2 separate regions of the Homo sapiens genome follow, and region 2 is linked to region 1. Evidence: chromatin contacts called from ENCODE Hi-C or POLR2A ChIA-PET data. All regions are on one chromosome and are shown on one strand. Each heading gives the region's core, a stretch centred on a gene start or an enhancer-like site at or near the end of the contact. The rest is flanking DNA. Distances are from core to core; before and after follow the strand shown. Region 1 holds the start of ERCC3 (ERCC excision repair 3, TFIIH core complex helicase subunit). Region 2 holds the start of POLR2D (RNA polymerase II subunit D).

What was found. Hi-C counts contacts between places; a loop is a spot of excess contacts on that map. ChIA-PET counts read pairs that join two places held with the same protein, here RNA polymerase II (POLR2A). Pooled maps may share reads with other maps.
Region 2: a pooled map shows a loop between it and region 1 (6-fold over the local background). The contact joins the promoter of POLR2D here to the promoter of ERCC3 in region 1. A Hi-C loop is called at or near these places in 1 of 37 single-sample maps with no recorded cell type and 5 of 50 pooled maps. POLR2A ChIA-PET finds 5 or more read pairs at or near these places in 1 of 52 experiments (GM12878).

The regions. Positions count from the first base shown.
Region 1 is chr2:127,290,729-127,295,780 of GRCh38, reverse strand. ERCC3 (ERCC excision repair 3, TFIIH core complex helicase subunit) reads left to right here and starts at 1,637. Exons shown (of 15, transcript NM_000122.2): 1 at 1,637-1,727; 2 at 2,063-2,268; 3 at 2,935-3,171. The coding sequence starts at 1,700.
Region 2 is chr2:127,855,536-127,860,197 of GRCh38, reverse strand. It overlaps POLR2D (RNA polymerase II subunit D), which reads left to right and starts at 2,043. Exons shown (of 4, transcript NM_004805.4): 1 at 2,043-2,170. The coding sequence starts at 2,098. It also overlaps the pseudogene LOC107985803. RefSeq lists a silencer at 1,899-2,208 and an enhancer at 2,439-2,608.

The DNA of each region.
Region 1 (5,052 bases), core at 388-2,887:
TGATCTCTGCTCACTGCAACTTCTGCCTCCTGAGTTCAAGAGATCCTCCTGCCTCAGCCTCCTGAGCAGCTGAGACTACAGGCGCGCGACACCACGCCCAGCTAATTTTTGTATTTTTAGTAGAGACGGGGATTCACCATATTGGCCAGGCTGGTATTGAACTCCTGACCTTATGATCCCCTGCCTCGGCCTCCCAAAGTGCTGGGATTACAGGCGTGAGCCACCGCGCCTGGCCCAGGCCTCACTTTGAACCATCATGTAGAAATTTCCTCAGCAAAATGTCCAAGCTTATCACTTATAAGTTCTACTTTCCACCCAACAGAATACAATTCAGGCAAGCTCTCTACCACTTGCCTCCAGTTTCAATAACATATTTCTCCTTTCCATCTGAGCCGTCACCAGAATCACCTTTAATGCCCATACTTCTACCAAGGCTCTTCAAGACAATAGAGGCTTTTCTATCATGCGCCTCAAAATTCTTTCAGCCTCTACCGATTACCCAATTTGAAAACCACTTCCCCATTGTTAGGTATTTGTTACAGCAGTACCCTATTCCCCGTACCAAAAATCTGTGTTACGTTCTCCAGAGAAACAGAACCAAGAGGCCCACTGAGCAAGCGAGATTGATTGATTGATTTTAAAGAATTGGCTCATGCAATTGTGGGGGTTGGCAAGTTGGGAATTCAGGTACGAGTTGATGTTGTAGTTTTGAGTCCAAAGGCTGGAAACTCAGTCAGAACTTTCTGTGTTGCAGTCTGGAGGCAGAATTCCTTTTTCCTTGAGAAACCTGTCTTTGCTCTTAAGGCCTTCAACTGATTTGGATGAGGCCCACCCGCATTATTGAGGGTAATCTGCTTTATTTAGGCTGAGACATGAGAATGGCATGAACCCGGGAGGCGGAGCTTGCAGTGAGCTGAAATCGCGCCACTGCATTCCAGCCTGGGCGACAGGGCGAGACTCCGTCTCAAAAAAAAAAAAAAAAAAAAGAAAAAAATTTTTTTTGAGACGAACTCTCGGCCTGTCGCCCAGGCTGTAGTGCAGTGGTGCAATCTCAGCTCAGTGCAGCCTTTACCTTCTGGGTTCAAGAGATTCTCCCATCTCAGCCTCCCAAGTAGCTTAGACTACAGGCGTGTGCCACCATGCCTGGCTACTTTTTTTTGTATTTTTCGCAGAGATGGGGTTTCACCATGTTGGCCAGGCTGGCCTCGAACTCCTGACCTCAAGTGATCCACCCACCTCAGCCTCCCAAAGTGCTGGAATTACAGGCGTGAGCCACCGTGCTCAGCCAAATTTTTTTTAATTAAAAAAAAGAATTCTTCCTTACCCATGGACTCAGGTCACATTCTCTCTCTCTCTCTCTCACACACACATTTATTGCCCACATGGCTTCATTAAAATTTAAGTTCCAGAAGGATGAGGCCTTTAATTCGCGCACTACACAGGTGCTCAACACACAGTATTTTCCTTCAGTTGTAGAGAAATGAACAGTGGAGGACCCCCGCCGCTGGGTCGCACGAGCTAACAGATCGGCGGTCGCTGGCTCTCCGCTCTTCCAGCCACCCACATCACGGCGCCTAGAGGCGGGACATCCTGTGTGGACAACAGGGAGCTTCCGGATTGAGCCGGAAGTCCCCCCAGAGCGGATGCCGCGGCGGGCCTGTGGGAGCGGGGTCATCTTCTCTCTGCTGCTGTAGCTGCCATGGGCAAAAGAGACCGAGCGGACCGCGGTGAGACGTTGCGCGGGCACGCTCAGCCACGACTGCCCTTGCCGGCCCTGCCCCCCGCTCTGCCTCGGAGCTGCTCCGGGCCTCTGCGCCGGCCGACCCTGCTGGCCCTCCCGCGCGCACCCCGTTGGGACAGGCCTTTGGGCGGGAGAGATGCTGGACCTGGGCGCAGCCCAGCGAACTCGGCCTAGGGGAGACGGGTGAGGGGCGCAACGCCTGCGGGATGCAGGTGGCTCTTAGCTAGGAGTTTGCGGCGGCGCAGGTGAAATGCTGCCAAGCGGTGCGGAGGGAACCCTGAAGGCTCCTGCTGGGCTTACTTCTGTGTTGGTATCTTGCAGACAAGAAGAAATCCAGGAAGCGGCACTATGAGGATGAAGAGGATGATGAAGAGGACGCCCCGGGGAACGACCCTCAGGAAGCGGTTCCCTCGGCGGCGGGGAAGCAGGTGGATGAGTCAGGCACCAAAGTGGATGAATATGGAGCCAAGGACTACAGGCTGCAAATGCCGCTGAAGGACGACCACACCTCCAGGCCCCTCTGGGTGGTAAGCATGCCCTTAGCTTGGGCAGGGCCCAGGAGTGTGCGGAGCGGCAGCTAAATCTTGGGCATCCTCAGAGTCAAAACTGACATTCAGGATACTGCCCCTAGAACTGGCCGGGAGAGAATTTTCATCCACACACGTTGGAACAGCCCAAGGCAACAGCGAGCAGTTGCGCACACGTGTGGCGGCCGGACCTGGGCTTCCAACAGCTCTAACCCCTCGGTTTACTCTCACTCCTTCCCCAGCCCTACCCCATGTAGTGAATCCTTTTATCTGCCGAATAAATAGCATTTATCATGTAACAGTTTGTTTCCTCAAATAATGGAAGACATGTTCGGTAGCAAGCTTTTGCTCTACTTTAAATAATTAATGTTATACATTTAGTTGAAATCTAGCCAAAAGGTAACTTGAGGATAGCCAGTAAGATGGGCTTTCTCTGTGCAGAATAGTAGGAAACAGCTGTTGACTTTGGAAACACTTTCTTCTATTTTTCTTTACTCTTCTGTATCTGATTAATGTAACAGGCCCCACAGTTGTCTGAAGGAGTGCTTGCAAGAATATCTGTGGTGTTGGGCAGCTTATTCTTTCTTGATAATGATATGGGCAAGAGCCCAGTAGTCTCTGCAACTCATGTTTCCTTGTCTGTTTTGTCCATTTGGTATCTCTCAGGCTCCCGATGGCCATATCTTCTTGGAAGCCTTCTCTCCAGTTTACAAATATGCCCAAGACTTCTTGGTGGCTATTGCAGAGCCAGTGTGCCGACCAACCCATGTGCATGAGTACAAACTAACTGCCTACTCCTTGTATGCAGCTGTCAGCGTTGGGCTGCAAACCAGTGACATCACCGAGTACCTCAGGAAGCTCAGCAAGACTGGAGTCCCTGATGGAATTATGCAGTTTATTAAGGCAAGTGACAGCTGAGACCAGCAATTCCACCTGCCCTGCTAATGTAACAATAGGCATAGGTGCTCCATGTTGTCAGCCTGTGGCAGCCATGAGAATGTGCCATTCAGATTTCCTGTGGGGAGCATAACGACTGATTACCCCAGCCGCTACACTCTGGATCCAGCATTGTGTTCTGGGTGAGGCCATGCTTCTCATGAGCCGCTACACTCTGGATCCAGCATTGTGTTCTGGGTGAGGCCACGCTTCTCATGAGCCGCTCCCAGCTGTGGGTATTAACACAGAGGGGCTACTAATTCAGGCCCATTGTAGCCAGGGAGAATTTGGAAATGCAGCCCAAAGTGAGTGTGCTGGGGACTGAATTGTGTGTGTTCCCCTCAAATTTTGTCTTCAAAACCTAATATCCAATGGTAATGTATTTGGAGTAAGAAAGTAGTTAAGACTAAATGAGGTCGTGATCCGCTATGATTAGTGTCCTCCTAAGAAGAGACACCGGAGCATGCTTTCTCTCACCTGCCCTTCTTGTCATGTGAGTACACAATGGGAAGGTGGTCCATAGACAAGAGCCTTCACCAGAAACTGAATCGGCTGATACCTTGATCATAGACTTTCAGCCTCCACAGCTCTGAGAAAATACAGTTCTAATGTTGAAGCCACCCAGTCTGGAATTTTATTATGGCAGCCCAAGCTGACTAACACAGGTGGTAAACTCTGTCTAAAGCTAAGTATCTGCAGGAGACCAATAGTCAACAAGTTCCATGAGGGAAAGTCAAAAACAACTTCAGATGTTTTTGACAAAACAAAGAGGGTTCCATGTGATTAATAGTTGAACATGCTAGGTTTCTTCTGCGAGATGGGTGAATGCCATTTAAAAGAGATGGACAGTGGCTTTCATTGCCTTTGGCTGATCCAAAAGGAGTCAGATTCAGACCTTGGGATCTGGAGTGGCAGAAGAGTGCCACAGGAATTCAGTATGGTACTGCAGCCAGTCCCAGAGAAGCTGCAGGAGTCCTGGAGAGAACTCTCTTTTCCTGTGATGTGAAAGCGTGCCCGGCCAGGTGCAGTGGCTCACTCCTGTAATCCCAGCACTTTGGGTGGCTGAGGTGGGTGGACCACCTGGGGTCAGGAGTTCAAGACCAGCCTGGCCAACATGGCGAAATTCCTGTCTCTACTAAAAATACAAAAATTCGCCAGGCATGGTGGTGGGTGCCTGTAATCCCAGCTACTCAGGAGGCTGAGGCAGGACAATCACTTGAACCCGGGCGGCAGAGGTTGAAGTGAGCTGAGATCTCACCATTCATTGCACTCCAGCCTGGGCAACAGAGTGAGACTCCGCCTCAGAACAACAACAAAAAAGAAAGCGTGCCCAAGGAGAGGACCTTGTACCAACACTGTGGCTCTGCCTGGTCTTGGCTGCGAATTGCCTGCAGGGATGTAGGTGTTGGTGCACTGTAGTGGTGGATCAGGGACAACAGCGGGGATAGGCAGCCCCTCAAAGTCTGACTGGCAAATTTTTTTTTTCTTTTTTTTTGAGACGGAGTCTTGCTCTGTCGCCCAGGCTGGATAGCAGTGGCATGATCTTGGCTCACTGCAACCTCTACCTCCCAGGCTCAAGCAGTTCTCCTGCCTCAGCCTCCCAAGTAGCTGGGATTATAGGCGCCCGTCACCATGCCCGGCTAATTTTTATATTTTTAGTAGAGATGGGGTTTCACCATGTTGGCCAGGCTGGTCTCGAACTCCTGACCTCAGGTGATCCACCTGGCTCGGCCTCCCAAAGTGCTAGGATTACAGGTGTGAGCCACCGTGCCTGGCCTGAGTGGCAAATTTTTATTGTTGCCACACAGCCTCTACTGTATTCCTTCCTAAAGGTGGTTGGGAACCTGG
Region 2 (4,662 bases), core at 794-3,293, 560 kb before region 1:
AACCCAGGGCGGGTGACAGCTAGAATCTTTTCTGGCTGGCAGTCCCACAGGCCTAAGCGCAAATCTTGGTCCTGCCATTTATAAGGCATTTCCTACTTTGTGACAGGACTGTGAATCTCCAAAGTAACCTGACCTTAGAGAAGTCATAGGTAAAAAGTAAAAATAGTAAATGTTTTGCCCAGACCCCAGCACATGGTGCAGTGGCTGGGCAGCTGTGGTTATCTGGCCTGTCACTCAGTGCTGGGTGTACAAGGGAACACCGGCAAGCATCAAACCCTCCGGAACCTTCAGCTTCTCTGAGCACGTGAAAGGGGGCGTGGCCAGCCCTTCAGGTCTGGGCAGGTTCCTTAGAGAAGCAGTGCTGAAGCAAAGAGCATGCCCTGGAGGAGGGAACTTCTCAGGTGGTGGGAGACCACATTGCCGGCACTGCAAGACAGCAAGACGCTGTGGACGAGCCCTCGCAGGAGATCAGGCTGCACAGGCCAGACAGGATTCCCAGGACTGCCTTCTAAAGGTTTTCTTTTTCTTTAGTTTTAAAATTTTTACTTTTTAATTTTTTAAGTCTTTTTAAAAATTATTATTTGAGACAGAGTCTCACTCTGTCGCTGTCGCCCAGGCTGGAATGCAGTGGCGCGATCTCGGCTCACTGCAACCTCCGCCTCAGCCTCCCGAGTAGCTGGGATTAAAGGCGCCCGCCACCACGCCCCGGCTTTTTTTTTTTTTTTTTTTTTCTGTAGAGACGTGATTTCACCATGTTGGCCAGGCTGCTTTCGAACTCCTGACCTCAGGTGATCTGCCCCCCCCACCCCCACCGGCCTCCCAAAGTACTGGGATTACAGGCGTGAGCCCCCGCGCCTGGACTTTGCCTTTTTTTTTTTTTTGGCAGGGTCTCTGTTGCCCAGGCTGGAGTGCAGTGAGGCAATCATAGTTCACTGCATCCCTCAAGCGATCCACCCGCCTCGGCCTCCCCGATCCCTGTGACTACAGGCACGCGCCACAACGCCCGGCTAATTTTTGTATTTTTTAGAGACGAGGTCTCACTATGTTGTCTAGGCTGGTCTTCAACTCCGGAGCTAAAGCGATCCTCCAGCCTCGGCCTCCCAAAGTGCTGGGATTACAGGCGTGAGCCACCGTGCCCGGCACAATTCATTTTTTATTAAATCAACAGAGTTTACAATATGACCATCTAAACATTGTTGACTAATGAGCTAAGATATTGTTGACTAATAAGCTATGATTATTTACCTTATTGTACAACCTTTTGTTTTCTCCAGTGTCGAAAACAGCATCATTTTTTATTTGCTTTTTTTTTTTTTTTAATATATTTTTTGAGACGGAGTCTTACTCTGTCGTCCAGGCTGGTGTGCAGTGGCGCGATCTCAGCTCCCTGCAACTTCCGCCTCCCGGGTTCAAGCGATTCTCCTGCCTCAGCCTCCCCAGTAGCTGGGATCACAAGCGCCCACCACCATGCCCGGCTAATTTTTGTATTTTTAGTAGAGATAGGGTTTCACTATGTTGCCCAGGCTGGTTTCAAACTCCTGACCTCAGGTGATCCCCTCGCCTCGGCCTCCCAAAGTGCTGGGATTACAGGCGTGAGCCACTGCGCCCGGCCGTCATTTGCTTAATTTTCTACGCATCACCCAAATGTTCCAACAGACGTGTGGTAAAAGCCTCTGAATATCATTGTCCGCGTACTCAGAAGTATCAGATAATCCACCACAAATCAATAAAATTTTAGAAGTTTAAGTCGGTGAAGGAAATTGGACCCGGTACTTTCGGAGCCGGCTGCCCTGCTCTCCATCAGCAGGCGTTCCTGCATCTCATCTGACCTCCTCCGTCCAGAAAGGCGTAGGGACCTGCCCCAGGACGTCTGCGCGGCGAGGAGCATGGGAGAAGAGAGGGAGTGCAGGGCGCCCCTCGGTGGCGGGGAGCCTCCAGGACCTCACCAACCGGTCCCCTCGCTGCGCCCCGTCCGGCTCGCACTCCCGGCCCCGCCCACCCCTCGGGGCCCCTCCCGAGACCACGCCCCTTCCGCGGCCGTTGCTCCGCGCTTCTGCTTCCGGCGGCGCTGGTGGTGGCGCGCGGCGCGGCGCGGCGATGGCGGCGGGTGGCAGCGATCCGCGGGCTGGCGACGTAGAGGAGGACGCCTCACAGCTCATCTTTCCTAAAGGTTGGGCTCGGGGCTGCCAGACTCCCCCGCGCCACTTCGCGTGGTCGCCGCAGGCCTGGCGTTATGCGCGCTTCGCCCAAGGCCCTGCCTCAGCGGCGGCTTGGGCAAGCCCCAGCGCGGCGTGGGGCTGGGGAGGGAACATGGCCTTGGGAGGGACCATGGCCTTGGGAGGGACCGCCTGGGCAACTGGGTTATTTTATGTGATAAACTGCGAAGTTCCGGGGACCTGTGTCAAAGATAAACAAAGCCGGACACTCAGGTGGTAAGGACAGATTTTTAAACAGTAATATACTGTTGCACTAGGGAAAAGAGCCCAGCGTGAACCGAACTCAACTTCGATTAGTACAGAACCTCTGGGCGTTTTAACGGAGAATTAGGGAATAAGGATGTGGTGAGCGGGAGCTCGGGGGAGTCGGGGAAGTGAGAAATGTAAAAAAGCGGGAAGAGGAGGATTGGTCCGTGTGAACGCAGCTTGGTTTGTTGACTGGCGCACCTGTCGAAGTTAGGCCCCTACCCTCCCACAGAGGCAGAGAGACAGAGTCCTATCTTCAGCTGTTGGCTGGAACAAATTATTTTGGCAGCCTTGAGTTTTCTCACGCACGCACTTTAAGTGGTTGGGGAGGGTATTCCTAGGGATGAGGTCTTCAGCTCAAAAACTTGAAAATGTATACAGCTGTCTTACACTTTATTGATTTATTGATTTATTGATTGAGATAGGGTCTCGCCCTCTTGTTGAGGCTGGAGTATAGTGGCATGATCAGAGCCCACTGCAACCTCAACCTCTCAACCGCTCAAGCTATCCTCCCACCTCAGCCTCCCAAGTAGCTGAGACCACAGATGCACGCCCCCATACCTGGCCCATTAAAAAAATTTTTTTCGTAAAGACAGGGTCTCACTATGTCGCCCAGGCTGGTCTCAAACTCCTGGGCTTAAGTTAATCACGGCACCTGACCTATCTTATTCTTTTATTCATTCATTCATTTACTTATTTAGAGACAGAGTCTCACTCTGTTGCCCAGGCTGGGGTGCAGTGGTACGAACTCGGCTCACTGCAACCTCCGTCTCCTGGGCTCAAGTGATTATCCTGCCTCAGCCTCCCGAGTAGCTGGGATTACAGGTGCCCACCACCACACCCGGCTAATTTTTGTATTTTCAGTAGAGCTGGGGTTTCACCATGTTGGCCAGCCTGTTCTCGAACTCGTGACCTCAGGTGATCCACCCAGCTCGGCCTCCCAGAGTGCTGGGATTACTGATGTGAGCCATTGCCTGGCAAAATAATAAATTTAAAATTAAAACGGAAATACTACCCTCTAAGAAATAAAAAATATAAAAATGAAAAAATGTTTATTATGTGTTTTTTGTATTTTATGGTTTAATACGTTAGAACTTACTATTTTAGTTGTTAATTTATTTTTTTTAATTTTTTTTTTAATTTTATTTTGAGATAGGGTTTCACTCTGTCACCCAGGCTGGAGTGCAGTGATGTGATCTCGGCTCACTGCAACCTACCCCTCCTAGTTTCAAGCCATCCTGCCTCAGCCTCCCAAGTAGCTGGGACTACAGGCGCCTGCCACCATGCCCAGCTAATTTTTGTGTTTTTAGTAGGGACGGTGTTTCACCATGTTGGCCAGGCTGGTCTCGAACTCCTGACCTCAAGTGATCCACCCACCTTGGCCTCCCAGTGCTGAGATTACAGGTGTGAGCCACCTCACCCTGCCTTTTTTTTTTTTTTTTTTTGAGACGGGATCTCATTCTGCTACCTAGGTTGGAGTGCAGTGGTGTGATCACAGCTCACTGCAGCCTCAACCTTCCCTAGGCTCAGGTTATCCTCTCACCTCACTTCAGCCTCTGGAATACTTGGGACTACAAGTGCAGGCCACCACTCCTGGCTAATTTTTGTATTTTTTTGTGGAGACAAGGTTTCACCATGTGGCCCAGGCTGGTCTTGAACTCCTGGGCTCAGGTAATCTGCCCGCCTCGACCACCCAAAGTGTTAGAAAGTATAGGTGTGAGCCACTGCACCTGGCCTATTAATGGTCGTAATGACGTATCCTCGGTAAAATTTCCAGATGACATACAGCCAAGGAGTTGTTTTTCCTTTTTTAGCAACAGAGATTAATTATGGCCATTGTTCTTAAAATATTTGCACAAGAGAAAATAACAGGCAGATCCCCTGATCTATTTCCTTTTGTTTCTAAATAAATTGTGTGTGTGTGTGTGTGTGTATGTGCGCGCGTGTGCGCGCCTTCACTTGAAAATGTTCCTTGGGATTAGCCATGGGGAGAAGTCTTGGATCCCTCCTCTCCATAGTTACACAAAAGTGTCTGAACTGCCTCCCCCATCCCCATTTTGTTGATGCTGAATCCTGGGAATGCCTCCCAAAAGCTCTGTGGTAGGTCTCAGACACCACTTTCCTAGGCACTCTGAGTTACAGTTTGGCTGCCTCGACCTTCCTTGGTTGAAGGGAGTGAGGGTAATGTATTAGTAGTACT